2 separate regions of the Homo sapiens genome follow, and region 1 is linked to region 2. A link is a loop called in an ENCODE intact Hi-C map of the cell type or tissue named here. Cell type or tissue: GM12878. All regions are shown on one strand. Links, peaks and the distances in the headings refer to the core of each region. The heading gives the core; the rest is flanking DNA. Region 1 has its middle 100 kb from the start of XRCC2. Region 2 has its middle 31 kb from the start of XRCC2.

Evidence for each region. Peaks named below come from ENCODE experiments on the same cell type or tissue, not always from the same donor. Only the 100,000 strongest peaks of a DNase experiment are listed, where the experiment ranks them.
Region 1: it touches region 2 in a loop (4-fold over the local background); 2 of 110 quality-filtered maps call a loop at or near these places.

What each region holds. Positions count from the first base shown.
Region 1 is chr7:152,571,964-152,580,140 of GRCh38, reverse strand. No RefSeq gene overlaps it. Among named protein-coding and RNA genes, the nearest start is that of XRCC2, 100 kb to the left of the region's middle. In GM12878, for the core only: no CTCF peak of the experiment used is centred there; a DNase peak (open chromatin) is centred at 4,830; H3K4me3 peaks cover 405 bases; H3K27ac peaks cover 1,176 bases.
Region 2 is chr7:152,702,895-152,711,071 of GRCh38, reverse strand. No RefSeq gene overlaps it. Among named protein-coding and RNA genes, the nearest start is that of XRCC2, 31 kb to the right of the region's middle. RefSeq lists an enhancer at 4,000-4,079 and a silencer at 4,372-4,548. In GM12878, for the core only: a CTCF peak has its summit at 3,945 (motif pointing right); DNase peaks (open chromatin) are centred at 3,951 and 4,350.

The DNA.
Region 1 (8,177 bases), core at 2,051-7,050, 130 kb after region 2:
ACAAAACAGATACCCAAGTGGCTACACTGAGATTTTAAAGACATCAGTGAGGATAGATTTGAATATCCAAAATAGAGTGAATGGCTGGGCAAAGCGGCTCACAGCTGTAATCTCAGCGCTTTGGGAGGCCGAGGTGGGCGAATCATTCGAGGTCAGGAGTTCCAGACCAGCCTGGCCAACATGGCAAAACACCCATCTCAACAAAGAATACGAAAAATTAGCTGGGTATGGTGGTGCGTGCCTGCAGTCCCAGCTACTCAGGAGGCTGAGGTAGGAGCCTCAGGAGGTCAAGCATGTACTCAGCTGTGATTGTGCCAGTGCACTCCAGTCTGGATGACAGAGTGAGACCCTGTCTCGGTCAGGAGTTCGAGAGCAGCCTGGCCAACACAGTGAAACCCTGTCTCTATTAAAAATACAAAAAATTAGCTGGGCATGATGGTGGGTGCCTGTAATCCCAGCTACTCAGAAGGCTGAGGCAGGAAAATCGCTTGAACCCAGGAGGCAGAGGTTGCAGGAGCCGAGATTGTGCCATTGCACTCCAGCCTGGACAGCAGAGCGAGACTCTGTCTCAAAAAAAAAAAAAAAAAAAAAAAAGGAGTGAAAATGAAGACAGAAGGCATTGGGCATTGTTGCCTGAGATGGTGAAATGAGATCACTGGAAAGAACGGGGCTGGATGGTCTTCATTAGCAGCTAGCAAGTCCCTTAAGCTCAAGAGCCTTCTTCCCAGCAGGGATGGTGGCATCATGAAGCTGTTGGGACAGTAGAGCTCTCTCTACGAGCTCCACCCAAGAACAGAGAGTTTTTGGGAACCCAGCAAACGGCCGCCCCGGCGAACAGGCTTCATATCCCGAGGATGACCAGCGTCCTGGAGAGGAGCCAAAACAAAACTGCTAGCACACCTCATCAATCACAACAATCAGAAGAGCAGCATTTACTGAGCACGCGCTATGGGCCAGATGTGATGCCAAATATTGCAAATACATCTTTGACCTAATCCTAACAATCCATGGAGCGGGCATCAGTGGAAGAACATTGCCAGCTCTGCTCCTGAATGAAGAACAAGACACCCAGGAACAGTCCTTCAGTTTTTCTAACTCTGATTCCAGAGAAATTAAGGAGAAGAACCTGGCCTGGGTATACAATAATAATACACATTTTTTAAGAGATTTGCAAGCAGTTAAAAGCAAACAAACATCTTCTCACCCTGACACATAGATCCAGGTGAAATGCAAAGCAGGCACTGGGCTGGCTTGGCTTTCTGACCCACCTGATGTTCTCAAAATCTTAGTTTCTCTTATCTTCTGGATTCAGAAGTACAGACTGTTGCCTTGGCCTCTCCAAACCAAAAATCATTATAGGCACGACGTGTAATTACACATCCCAAATTAATTCAGTCAACCAATAGATATTGAGGGCTTACTTTAATTCAAACCTATCCATGCCTGGCACTGGAGTTTCAAATAAGGACAGCCTTCTAGGCTGCAAGGAGTGGAAGAGACACTAAAATAAGCAGATAATTGTCATGCAGTAGGGTGAGGGAGTAGAGATGTGTAGAAAGTGGGTTAATAGGCCAGGCGCAGTAGCTCATGCCTGTAATCCCAGCATTCTGGGAGGCGGAGGCGGGTGGATCACCTGAGGTCAGGAGTTCAAGACCAGCCTGACCAACATGGTGAAAACCCATCTCTACTAAAAATACAAAAAATTAGCTGGGCGTGGTGGTAGGCACCTTTAATCCCAGCTACTTGGGAGGCTGAGGCAGGAGAATCGCTTGAACCCAGGAGGCAGGAGGTTGCAGTGAGCCAAGAATGCGCCATTGTACTCCAGCCTGGGTGACAACACCAAAACTCCATCTCAAAAAAAAAAGAAAAAGAAAGTAGGTTAATAAGGTTAGAGCAAAACCGCCTTTGCAAAATTATGAGAGTAAGAGAAATCTGACATAGTTAACGCCATCTTGCTTCTGACTTCCAAGCGTCCTTGGTCATTTCTGGGCCTGGGCCAGGCTAACTTTGGGAGAAATTTAGTTTATAGCTTAACCTTGAAGCAAGAGTGATAATAATCCCTTCTTAAAACTAAGCCCTTCCCTGTTCTGGGCTGCTGACACCGGCTTTGTAAGATGAGTGAAAGGCCATAAGATAGATGTAGTTTCCTTTTAAAAAAAATTTGTATTGAATCTTTTTTTTGAGACAGGGTCTTGCTCTGTCACCCAGGCTGGAGTGCAATGACACAATCATAGTTCACTGCAGCCTTGACCTCCCTGGGCTCAAGTGATCCTCCCACCTCAGCCTCCTAGTAGCTAGGACTATGGGTATGCACTACCATGCCTAGCAAATTTTTTAGTTTTTTTGTAGAGATGATATCTTGTCTCTAAGCTGATCTTGAACTGCTGGCCTGAAGTGATTTTCCTGCCTTGACCTCCCAAAGTGCTGGGATTACAGGCACAAGCCACCCACCCTGCCCAACAGGTGTTTCCATAATCCCTTACTGCTCAGGGATCATGCAGCCAGATAACATCACTACTGTAAAGCCTAAGGTTAGTTTTTTGAGATATTTTTCAGACTGACCCCACCCCACCTGGACTTGGGAGTCATGACAAGTGGTCCTATGTCCCCACCCAGAGGCAGACTCAGCACAGGGACTATTTTCCACACCCCTGTGATCTCATCCCCAACCAATCAGCAGCATCCATTCCCTAGTCCCCTGCCCAATAATTGCCCATAAAAACCCTAAGGTTCGAGACTTCAGGGGAGAGTGATTTGAGTGATGGCTCCATCTCCCTCATACTGTGGCCAGCTTCTACTAAACATTTTTTTTTCCTTTTTTTTTTTTTTTTTAAGAGACTGGGGCTCTCTATGTTGCCCAGGCTGGTCTGAAATATCTGGGTTCAAGCAATCCTCCCACCCTGGCCTCCCCAGTTGCTGGGATTACAGGTGTGAGGCATAGTGCCAGGCCTCCAATTAAACTCTCTCTGCGGTAATGCCACGGTCTCAGGGCATTGGTTTTGTCTGTGCAGCAGGCAGGAAGAACCACTGGGTGATTGCAGGAGCAGCTTTCTGAAGAACTGGAAAATCCTGGAGGATAACGATGTCTTAGCCAGGCTTTCTGCTGTTGGTGGTGGTTTGGGAGGGGCAGTTGGGAGAAGGGCCTCAGTATAGCGGTGAAGAGCCGCACAGTGTGCACGGGCAGGCATGGCTCACAGTCTGGTTGCCAGAAGAACACACAGGAAGCAGGGAGCAGGGTGATGCGGCTAGGGAGCTGGCTGAGACCCCTGTGCTGGGTCTCCAACGCCTGTGTAGAAGCCCTTTTTCCTTAAGGGCAGGAGAAACGTACGGAAAGCAAGGAAGAGCTTTAGGTAGATTCTCACTTTCAAGTGATCACTCTGTTGGTTGTAAGAAAGACAAACTGGAGGGTCACAGTGGAGGTGGGGACAGCCTAAGAACCCCCTAGAATTGCGGGTGCTCACGCCTGTAATCCCAGCATTTTGGGAGGCCAAGGACGCGGATCACCTGAGGTCAGAAGTTCGAGACCAGTCTGACCAACGTGGTGAAACCTCGTCTCTACTAAATATACAAAAATTAGTCGGGCGTAGTGGCACGTGCCTGTAATCCCAGCTACTCCGGAAGCTGAGGCAGGAGAATCACTTGAACCCGGGAGGCGGAGGTTGCAGTGAACTGAGATTGCACCACTGTACTCCACCAGGCTGGGCAACAGAGCAAGACTGTCTCAAAAAAACAAAAAAACAAAAAAAGAATTGCGTTGTTTGGGGGTGAGAGGCAGGGTGCCCGACCGGCCCCCAGTCCTGAGGTGGGCCCCAGGCCCACTTGCAAACGTGTCTCTGCAGCTGTTCAGATCTCTTTCATCACAGGCCTCCCAACTCCCGGCTGCTCCGACCCTCCAACGATACGAGGGCGTATGGTAAACACTCGCAAATGCTTTCGAATAGTCCGACCCTCCAACAATAAGAGAGCATATGGTAAACACTCGCAAATGCTTTCGAATAGTTCACTGAATGGAATAATTAATGGATTAATCACTCTGCTGAGTAAATTGCAGCTGAACATAAGTACGATTCTTCTCCTTTTTTTTCCTTTTCTTTTTTTTTTTTTTTGAAACAGGGTCTCTCTCTGTTGCCCAGGCTGGAGTGCGGTGGCGCGATCTCGGCTCACTGCAACCTCCGCCTCCCGGGTTCAAGTGATTCTCATGCCTCAGCCTCCCAAGTAGCTGGGACTAGAGGTGCACACCACCATTCCCGGGTAATTTTTGTGTGTTTTGGTAGAGACAGGGTCTTGCCATGTTGGCCAGGCGGGTCTTGCCATGTTGGTTAGGCTGGTCTTGAACTCCTGACTTCAGGCGATCCACCTGCCTCAGCCTCCCAAAGTGCTGGGATTACAGGCATGAGGCACCGTGCCTGGCCTCTTTTTTTCTTTTTGTCAGAGCAGGAGTGGTGCAGGGAGATGCTGAGAGTCTGTTTGAGGTTATTGTGACTGAAATTAAACTTTGATGGGTTCTCGGTAGTTGCAGAAAGGGGTTTGTCCTGGGCTTCAGGTAGGTGTAGCAGGGATTTGCTCTCCCTATTGTAAGGAGCCAGATAGACTTCCCCAGGGCAGCGTGACCCAGCCTGTAAGAGGCTGGAGTCTGGGAGGGGCATTTAAACCCCCCAGGGCAGATGTGGGTGGGTGGTCCGAGGACGATTCTGCGGACAATGGGTGGTGCTTATGGGTGGTGCTTACGTGTCTAAGACTATTTTTCAACTTGGCTCAGGTGACAGTGAATCATATAACCATTAAGTGAGGCCCAGAGGTTGATTTGCCCCAGGTCACACAGCTGCTTAGTGAGGGGAAGTCCAGACTCTGGGGTCCACAGTACAAAGACTTTTCATCGACCAAGAGATAAGCTTTCAGGTTTAGTGAAAGCGGCTCTGAGTAATAAAAAATGACAGGACCCCATTTGCACTTTATTCTGTGAACCATGCAAAACCCACAGCAGTCCCCAGCTGCCAGGAGGGGCGAAGCCAAGGCCGATCAGCCCCAAGCACAGCTGCGGCTGCAGTCCGGGCGCCTCGACCTTCCATTCCCTTCCTGCTTGAACAGGGTTTATGGCGGTTCTGCTCTCCCACTGTGTTAATTACAGGCACTCTGGAAAGTACCTGCGGGAAGAGGACCTAATGGAAGAAGCAAAGCCACCCACACCCAGAGCCTTCACCTGTGCTCCTCTCAGGCTTTCTGTGGCTTCTGCTTTTAGAGCTCTAAAAGCCCTCTGAGATAACATGAACAAACATGCTAATTTTACAGACAAGGAAACTGAGGTCTAAGTAAGCAAATGACCTGGCTGTGATTACTTGCCGTAATGGCCAGCAAGGACCAGATCGTAGCACTTTGGGATAAGAAGGAAATGTGGGATGAGGTTTGCCTTCTCCCTGATGCAGGAATGCTCATGTCCAGCAAGGACCAAGTGATGGCTACTCTCCTTGGGAGTGCTGCTTGGGAAGGTTCCTGTCTCAGCCAGGGTATGCGGTAGGGATGGAGTGGATAGACAGGGCTCAGTACCCCCTTGTCAGGTAAAACATGTCATGATCTCTCCCCTTCACCTTCAACACAGACAAAAAAAAAAAAAAAAAATTAAAAGCTACCCCTCTCCCACACACACACAAAACAGATATGACAGCATTTGTTCTCACCATAATTTTTCTGTAGCTTTACAAAAATGATGTTTACCAGGAGGTGGAGGTTGCAGTGAGCTGAGATCATGCCACTGCACTCCAGTCTGGGTGACAGAGTGAGACTCCATCTCAAATAAAAATAAATAAAATTTTAAAAAACCAAAAAAAGGCTGGGCGTGGTGGCTCATGCCTGTCATCTCAGCACTTTGGGAGGCCGAGGAGGGTGGATCATGAGGTCAAGAGATCAAGACCATCCTGGCCAACATGGTGAAACACCATCTCTGCTAAAAATACAAAAATTAGCTGAGCATGGGGGCGCACGCCTGTAATCCCAGCTACTTGGGAGACTGAGGCAGGAGAATCGCTTTGAACCAGGAGGTAGAGGCGGCAGTGAGCCGAGATTGCGCTACTGCACTCCAGCTTGGGTGACAGAGCGAGACTCTGTCTCAAAAACAAAAAAAAAAATTAGAAAAAAAAATGTTTAGTAAACACAGAGGAGAATCAATATATTATTGGAAAGAGAATTTAGTAACAATCAGAGAAAACTGGTTGAACCATAACATAGCAAATGAAAAATGCATTGACGTACTTCCTCATACCTTTCGTTCAACAGGATTTAAAACAAGTGTTCAAATTGTGAGGCTCTTCAAATACATTTTACTATCAAAACAACTTGAAACAGTGAATAGAGAATCATACAAGAAAAAATTTAATATACACACCTGGAAAAAATAAATCTTTTTCTTTTTTTTTTTTTTAAGCCCCTGATTAAAATTTCCTTGGAAAGACATACTAAAGTTTTTAGCAAGCAAGCAACAGATGGTAAAGAGAAGTTAATTGTGCATTAGCCACCATTAGTAATTTTAAGAAGTAGAAAATGTCACTGATATATTATTTATTTAAAATGTTTCCTTTAGGTCTGGCATGGTGGCTCACACTTGTAATTCCAGTACTTTTGGAGTCCTAGGAGGGCAGATCACCTGAGATCAGGAGTTCGAGACCAGCCTGGCTAACATGGTGAAACCCCATCTCTACTAAAAACACAAAAATTAGCCGGCCGTTGTGGCATGTGCCTGTAGTCCCAGCTACTCCAGCTACTCGGGAGGCTGAGGCAGGAGAATCACTTGAACCCGGGAAGTGGAGGTTGCAGTGAGCCGAGATTGAGCCACTGCACTCCAGCCTGGGCAATAGAGCAAGCCTCCAACTCAAAAAAAATAAAAAATAAAAATAAAATGCTTTCTTTAGTGTCTTATTTTAATGACAGTACAAAATATTCCTACAGTTTTATATAGGTTCAAAGTTTACATCCTTCCCCTCCTAATTTTAGCTCTGGATTTCTTTTTTCTTTCTTTTTTTTTTTTTTTTTTTTTGAGACAGTCTCGCTCTGTCACCCAGGCTGGAGTGCAGTGGTGCAATCCCAGCTCACTGCAACCTCCGCCTCTCAGGTTCAAGTGATTCTCCTACTTCACCCTCCCAAGTAGCTAGGATTACAGGCACATGCCACCATGCCAGGCAGCTCTGAATTTCCTTTGTTTGTTTGCTTTCTGAGTTGGGGTCCTCGTTCTGTCACCTAGGCTGGAGCGGACTGGTGCGTTCATAGCTCACTGCAACTTAAAACTCCTGAGCTCAAGCCATCCTCCACCTCAGCCTCCTGATTAGCAGGGACTACAGGTGTGCACCACCATGCTGGGCCAGCTCCAGATTTCTTATGCTCCGCAGGCTGGAGAAGTTATGGAAGGGATATTCTGCAAGATGAGGACAACTGATTATCAGAAGAAGGAATGAGAACATGATCCTGCTTCTCTAGGTAAGAGGAACGTTTCGAGTAGGCAGTGGAAGGATTAAAGTAGTATTTCAGGAAATTTTAATCTGGTCTTGGTCTATAGAATGGACGTAATGGGGAGGAGGAAAGCGGGAGGTGGGCGCGTCAGTCTGGAGGGAGGTGGTTTTTCTACAACTAAGAGACAGTAGGTCATTATGGCGGGGAAGACCGGCTTTGAGACCAAATTGAGTGAGTTCCAGTCCCAGCTGTGCCCCTTGCTAATCACATGACTTTGAATAAATTACTTAACTTTGTGCTTTGGTTTCCTGCTTCATAAAATATAGATATGAAAATCTAAAACCCATCTCATAGGGTTACTACGAGAATAAGAAAATGCGTGTTGAAAGCCTTGGCACAGTACGTGGAATGTGGAATGTGGTAAACTCCCAAAGAAACTGGAGCTTTTTATTCTCGCTATTGTGTCATTTGTGACACTACATAAAACCTAAGAAAAGTCTATTAATGTCATTAACAACAATAACAAAAAGTTCCCAAAAGGCACCCACCTACAATCTATTTTTACCTACAATCTAATTTTTTCCTTAGCAGCTGCTTAAAAGAATCAACTGGGGCCGGGCGCCATGGCTCACGCCTGTAATCCCAGCACTTTGGGAGGCTGAGGCAGGCAGATCACCTGAGGTCAGGAGTTCGAGACCAGCCTGGCCAACATGGTGAGACCCCATCTCTACCTTTTTCCC
Region 2 (8,177 bases), core at 1,342-6,341:
AAAAAAAAAAAGAATGAGATGGGGGTAGCTACAGATACTGTAAAATCCAAGGATGGGACCTTACACAGCAGATGAATCATTGTCCCTTAAGGTCAGTTGGACCCTGGCTGTTACACAGACATACTCTTTCCCTATGTGCATGCTTTTGTCCTCTGATTTTACACTTTTGAGCTTTCATTTTATTTTTTTGAGACCAGGTTATGAGACTGGCTAATTTTTGTATTTTTGGTAGAGATGGAGTTTCACCATGTTGCCCAGATGTGTTGAACTTCTGGGCTCAAGCGATTCACCCACCTCAGCCTCCCAAAGTGCTGGGGATTACAGGAGTGAGTCACCACGCCTGGCTATAGTTCTGAGCTTTTAAAGTATCCCCGCCATTCAAATTCTAGCTGCTCTCAGTGGTGATGTCAAACAGCCCAGAAATTTTCTGTAAAAAGAGGAAGGTGTCCATTTAAAACTAACATCCATTAATTCTTTTAAAAAACTACTATGTTTCCCTTCAGGTTTGGAGAGTTGAGATTTGATGTCCATTAATATAAATTTTCCTCCCTCCCTCTTTCCTTCCCTTTTCTCCTCTTTCCTGCTTCTCTTTGCCCCTGTTTCCTCTATTTCCCAGATCACCAGCCCATTTTTTTTTTTATTTTAAGGTATTACTTGCTGATTTTGAGAAAGATTTCTAAGCATCTACCTCTTGCTAAATGTGGCATTCTCCACCACTCACCAGCATCTCGCTAGTCCCTGCTGTGACAGTGCCTTCCCCATTGTCTGAAAGGTGCACGGCAAGGTCAAATGAGATAATAAATGAGAAAGTGCTTTGATGAAGGGAGAAGAACAAGACAAATGTCAGGTGTTATTATTAATAATTCATGAACTGGAACACTGACTAACATTCTCTAACAGAGTAAACTGGTTCTTGGATTTTGATTTTTTTATTCCATTCAGTCTTATTAGAAGACAGCTTTTACTAAAAACTGGAACCGAAGGGGTGGCTTATTCTCAACAAGTTGTTCGCATGCAAGACACTAAACATTAAAGACTTACTATGTCCACAGAGACAATTAACCCAAGGCTAAAGCCTATTGTACGATGTCCAAAAAAAAGAAGTTAGAACAAAAGGCTTTTAAGACTCTTCTCTGCTGAAGCTTTTGGGAAGGTGCTGATTGCCATGGGGAATTAGCAGTCATTTAAGAGGAGTTGATGACATCAGGCTGAGTCACACTAGTCTGTGACACTAGTATGAGGTCATTTTAAACTAATCAAATGGGTGCTAGAGAAAGGTGCCATTTACCATTTATTACCTCAACTACCAACAAAAGGGCTGGATTTAGTTCATGGAAACCAAGAGCTTAATGAATCTGACTAAATAAGGAGGGTGGTGGTAATTGTGTCATTAAGGCCCTAATACTGAGAACCTGTCTACTTCTAAAATTGGCCCTAAGGCAACTTTTCCAAAGGTGATTCTATGGTCATTTAGAAAGCTTTCTGCTTTTTACGGTAGAGCTTTTCTTCTTGCAGTCACTGAAAAGTGGTTTCTGGGTTACTGGGAGTTTGTTCTGGGTCACTGGGAATGTTCATTATTGGTCTGCAAAAGTGTTGGTAATGCCCCTCAAACTGTCTCCCAACGGCAGATGTCTAATCAGCTAGTTCATGTGACTATATACAAAGAAGAAAACCTGAGGCTGATTCTATTGAATGGCTTCTGGAAACCAGTCTCATTTTCTTTTCTTTTCTTTTCTTTTTTTTTTTTTTTCTGAGACAGTTTTGCTCTTGTTGTCCAGGCTGGAATGCAACAGCGTGATCTCGGCTCACTGCAACCTCTGCCTCCTGGGTTCAAGTGATTCTCCTGTCTCAGCTTCCCAAGTAGCTGGGATTACAGGCGCCTGCCACTACGCCCGGCTAATATTTTGTATTTTTAGTAGAGACAGGGTTTCACCATGTTGGCCAGGCTGGTCTCGAACTCCTGACCTCAGGTGATCCGCCCACCTCGGCCTCCCAAAGTGCTGGGATTACAGGCAGTAGCTACCACGCTCGGCCCAGTCTCATTTTCTTACCATGCCATCACATCAGACGAGCACACAAGTGATTATAAGGCGAATCACTTGAGGTCAGGAATTCGAGACCAGCCTGGCCAACATGGTGAAATCCTGTCTCTACCAAAAAATACAAAAATTGGCTGGGCGCGGTGGCACACACCTGTAGTCCCAGCTACTTGGGAGGCTGAAGCAGGAGAAACGCTTGAACCAGGGAGGCGGAGGTTGCAGTGAGCCGAGATCATGCCACTGCACTCCAGCCTGGGCAACAGAGGGAGACTCTGCCTCAAAGAAAAAAAAAAGATAGTGCTGGTATAAACATGGTAACTGGAAAGGAGCCACTAAGTGATGACAAAACAAACCGTGAGGATGCACAGGCCTTGCTATCGTCACTGTGTGGTGACCCTGGCAGGTGCACTTCAACAGAGGACACGCGGCTGGGGTGCAGTGGCTCATGACTTAACCCCAGCACTTTGGGAAACCAAGTGGGGAGGATTGCTTGAGCCCAGAAGTACAAGACCAGCCTGCGTAACATAGTGAGACCCTGTCTCCACAAAAATAAAAAATTAGCCAGGCACGGTGGCGTGCACCTGTAGTCCCAGTTATCTAGGAGGCTGAGGCAAGAGGATTTCTTGAGTCCAGGAGTCAAGGCTGCAGTGAACCATCATTGCGCTATTGCATTCCAGGCTGGGTGACAGAGCCAGACCCTGTATTAAAAATAATAAAAAATAAAAAAATAAAATCAAAAGAGGACACAAACTCCTCTGGAGTTGGGAGGCAAAAGATGGGGCAGATTTCTGTTACCATTGCCAAGACTCTTTTTTCTGGGTAAGGTTTAGGGCATAGCACCAAACCAAAAACATAGACGATGGGCAGGAAATAGGCAGAAGAGAACAGAAGCAAAGGTAGCAAATTCTATTACATCCAAGACCTGCCACATAATTCACAGTTCCCTGTGCAAAATGAAGATGCATGTCCCCTGGTCAGAAAGCATTCAGAATTTCAAGATAGCAACTGAAGTCTTGAACCAAGTGTGGGACTCCTAAGCGTGGGGCCCGTTTGTATGGGTCACATACCCACAACGCCAGCGGAGGTTACGAGAGCCTGTGTCACCTATTGTGCTGTGGCACACACTGGGGAAAACAAGTATCTCATGTTCGCAAACTCAGTAGCAGAGTTCAGTAGGTTTGGCAACTTCTTAGAGTTAAAAAGAAGCTCCAAGAGAAAGAAAATCTCTTTTCTCCTATTTAAAATCCTTTAAATGTAAACTTGTGCCCTAGTGATGTGGTCCTCAGAAATGTTTCTGGGCTCACACGAAGTTTTAAACATTGAGGAAACTGAGCACCTTCATGCGGGGCATGCCTTTACCACTCCCGGGATGTCACGTCCACCTGCCAGGCTCATGAAGGCGTGTGAGTGTGTAGACCTGGTTTGAATCTGGTCACAAAAAGTCAAAAGTTCCTTGCTTGGGATCCATTTTATGATTACACTTTTTTTTTTTTTTTTGAGAGAGTTTCCCTCTTGTTGCCCAGGCTGGAGCGCAATGGCGCGATCTCGGCTCACTGCAACCTCTGCCTCCCAGGTTCAAGTGATTCTCCTTCCTCAGCCTCCCAAGTAACTGGGATTATAGGTGTCCGTCACCACACCCGGCTAATTTTTGTATTTTTAGTAGAGATGGGGTTTCGCTATGTTGGTCAGGCTGGTCTCGAACTCCTGACCTCAGGTGATCCACCCACCTCTGCCTCCAAAGTGCTGGGATTACAGGCGTGAGCCACCACGCCCCACAGTGATTAAACTTTTTAATCCATTGCTTGTGCTGGCCAGTTAATAGATATTCATATATACTGCAAAACCTCCCCTCCAACAAACCACAGCTTCACATCCAAATCCCTCAGGCAGTGTCTACCTTAGACACTAGGAGGCAGCGTTGGCTAGTTGTCTGTTTGCAAGGACACACGTCAAGGAATTTCTTTTTCTCTCTCTCCGTCCCACTTGCTGTGATCCCTTACTGTAAAAAGGTAAAGGGCCATGCTTAATTGTCTATCTCACAACCATTTAAATATATTAACTTTATGGGAGGACTGTAAAAGAAAAATGCAAAGGGACTTTTGACTGCCATGATTAATTTGGTTGCCTAAACCATTCAACCTAAACCCACTGTGTCAAATTCTAGTTTTAAGACCGGATGAAGGAGATTCTAGGGAATGACTGTATAAATACTGAATAAAAGCTCAAATTTTTTTTTCCAGTAAACTTGCAATGCAACGAAGCCCAGGGCACTAGCTTTGCCTAGAAGGGAGGGACATTTCCATTTGATTCCTATGGCCGGAGGCTTAACAGCTTTCTTTTGTTAGCAAAGCAAAGTAGAAGTGATACTGAAAGAAGCTAGTAATAGTCTAGCTTCCACTGCTATCTGCCCGAGCTTCAGCGATTCCACCCCCTCAGGGGCCACACCTCCCTGCAGGTCCCATTTCTGGGAAAAGCCGGCAATCTATGTCTTTTGGAAATACTCCCTGAGCTCCCAAAATGGGTTTGGAAAGAGCTATACATAGCTTTCTATACATTGGTCTCTATCATCTTATAGGATAATAAAGGAGATAATTCATGCACACAAATAACTATATGTAATGTTACATTTAGGGAAATACAATAATTTCACTGTCCTTGCCTTAGGATTTCCATTTAGGTAGGCAGAGATCCCTGTGGACAGGAATAATCTGGTTTCACAAAAGGGTGACACCTGGCCGGTGGCGGTGGCTCACACCTGTCATCCCAGCACTTTGGGAGACTGAGGCAGGCGGATCACCTGAGATCAGGAGTTTGAGACCAGCCTGGCCAATATGGTGAAACCCCATCTCTACTAAAAATACAAAAATTAGCCAGGCATGGTGGCAGGTGCCTGTAATCCCAGCTACTCAGGAGGCTGAGGCAGGAGAATTGCTTGAACCCGGGAGGCAGAGGTTGCAGTGAACCGAGATCATGCCACTGCACTCCAGTCTGGGAGACAAGAACGAAACTCTGCTTAAAAAACAAAAACAAAAACAAAAAACAAAAAAATACCAAGTGTGGTGGCTCACATCTGTAATCCTAGCACTTTTGGAAGCCGAGGTCAGGAGTTTGAGACCAGCCTGGCCAACATGGTGAAACCTTGTCTCTACTAAAAATACAAAATTAGCCGGGTGTGGTGGCTCACGCCTGTAGTCCCAGCTACTCGGGAGGCTGAGACTGGAGAATCGCTTGAAACCCCGAGGCAGAGGCTACAGCGAGCCAAGATTACGCCACTGCACTCCAGCCTGGGCAAGACAGAGCAAGACTCCGTCTCAAAAAAAAAAAAAAGAGTGAGGGGACAGGTGACACCTGAGAGGCTTTTCACTAAGTTCAATTGGCAGCAGGTAAATCTCTAGGAGCTGTGTCTCCAAAGATGAATTGGAGCACATTATAAAATATCTTGAATGCCAGGTTAGAAAATGTGAAGTTTCACATATGCAAATCAAAAGCTAGTTATGGTTTTTAGAAGAGAATCATCTGAGAAGTATCTTGAAAGAAGACCTGGCTGACTGTGTAAGGTAGAATAGATTGAAGGATGTACAAACAAGAAGGAACTTTACAAAAAAGTATACCAGAATTACCTCTGGAATGGGAGAGGCAAGGCTCAGGCTATTTGCATATGAATTTCAACTCTCTCTCAGGGTTGAGTGTCCATGGGCAAGCTGGTTAACCCCTCTGAGCCTGTTTCTCATCTGTAAAACAAGGTTAATAAAGGCATGAACCTCATAGAGTTGATGTGTAGATTACATAGATCATCTCTGTAAAGCACTTAGTACAGTGACTGGCATATAGTAAATGCTCACTAAATAGTTAATGATGATGATGACATTATGAGGAAACTGCAGTTCAAATACATTAAAAACTAAAAGAGGCAAATCTGGGACACAATCCCAAGTCTTCTGATTCAAATACAGTGTTTTTTACCCTTTGCTAGAAATGCAAAATGCTTATTCCTCAGTGCCACAAAGATATAGCACTCGAACATAAATTTAATTTTCTCAGCAAGGCAATTTTTACTTTCTGCAGAAAGGGTGCTTCTTGTAGATGGAACAATGGCAAGAGCACACCTGAACAGGGGAGGGGCAGGAGTTCTTATTCCTGACACAAGTAGCCCCTACTGCTGTGTCATTCCCATATTGGCTAGGGTTGGACCACACAGTCTAAGCTAATTCTGATTGGCTATTTTAAAGAGAACAGGAATACGAGCTGGAGTGGCAGGGTGAGTACTTTGGCAGGAAGGATGGTTAGGAACAGGTAACTAAAGGTGACTTAGGTTAAAGCAGGTGATCAGGGGACCGCTGTGAACTACTGGTTAGGACTGGTGGGAAAGTTGTTTACTGAAACTAGAAGGAAGGGGGCTAAGAGAACCAGGAAGTTAAACTTTAAAATGGAGAATCAAAGAATAAGAGAGCTGAACATACTGACATACTGGTTCTTTGAAGAGAAACTGGGGTTCACCATATGTAACACCCTTGCTCATGCATTTTAAGAAGTTAGGAAATTCCACCTGTCCTGAAATATCTCCTGCAATTTTGTGTCTTGATCTTTATGTCAAAGCACAAATTCTTTGATAAATACAAATCTTGAAGTAGCTACACTTGCATAACTCTGAGGAAGAAAGCCTAATTTATTGATTATTATTATTATTTTGAGATGGAGACTTGCTCTGTTGCTCAGGCTGGAGTGCAGTGGCACGATCTCGGCTCGCTACAACCTCCATCTCCCAGGTTCAAGCGATTCTCCTGACTCAGTCTCCTGAGTATCTGGGATGACAGGCACCCGCCACCATGCCTGGCTAATTTTTGTATATTTAGTAGAGACGGGATTTCACCATGTTGGCCAGGCTGGTCTTGAACTCCCGATCTCAAGTGATCCACCCACCTCGGTCTCCCAAAGTGCTGGGATTACAGGCATGAGCCACTGCACCCAGCAAATTTATTGATTATTATAGTTAGCCAGTTTCAGGTTAATGGAGAGTTTATATAGCTGGGGATTTATATTTTCTTTTCATTTAGTCCATGTATTTTCTTTTCAATTAGTAAATTTGATACTATCTATAAACATGCCATACCATAAAATGTATTGAAACTTTTTTCAATTTAGGTGTACTCTATATATTTTTTAAGTTGGCCAGGTGCAGTGGCTTGTGCTTGTAATCCTAGCACTTTGGGAGGCTGAGGCGAGTGGATCACCTGAGGTCAAGAGTTCGAGATCAGCCTGGCCAACATGGTGAAACCCCATCTCTACCAAAAATACAAAAAATTAGCCAGGTGTGGTGGTGGCGCCTGTAATCCCAGCTATTTGGGAGGCTGAGGTAGGAGAATCGCTTGAACCCGGGGGGCAGATGTTTCAGTGAGCCAAGATCACGCCACTTCACTCCAACCTGGGCAAAAGAGCAAAATTTGAAACTGTCAAAAAAAAAAAGTTATCTTGATTTTTAAAGTCTACTTTTCCAGCTGGAAAAAAAAAATCACATGAGTATCTGATTATCTTATTTACACAGGCAAAATACAGATAATTCAGATATGGAAAGTCTTCACTCTATAACCTAGTGTTATGGCATAATATATGCTATATAATAGCATAATGATGCTATAATAGCAAAAACAAACAAACAAACCTTTCACCAAAAGTAATTAACTTGTTTTATCTAACTCAAAGCAAACTTCCTATTCTGAATGTTTTTCTTTGGCAAGAAATACATATAATTATTTCAATTCCACAATGCCACAGGAGGAATTGTTAAAAAAAAAACTGGAAATATTTTGGCTGGCAATGAATCATGTGGTACAGGGATGGGAGAGAGAGGTAGACGTTAGAGGAGAAAAGCAATCGCTGTCTGGAAAATTTTGCAGAGCCGTCGCTGCATAGAAGAGCTCCACTCATTCTATGATGTTCTGGAAGCCAAAACAAAGACTAACCACTTGAAATCCACCAAGATTTTAGTTCAATTTAATTTAATTTAATTAATTTATTTATTTTTGAGACGGAGTCTCGCTCTGTTGCCCAGGCTGGAGTGCAGTGGCATGATCTCGGCTCCCAGGTTCACGCCATTCTCCTGCCTCAGCCTCCCAAGTAGCGGGGACTACAGGCACCCGC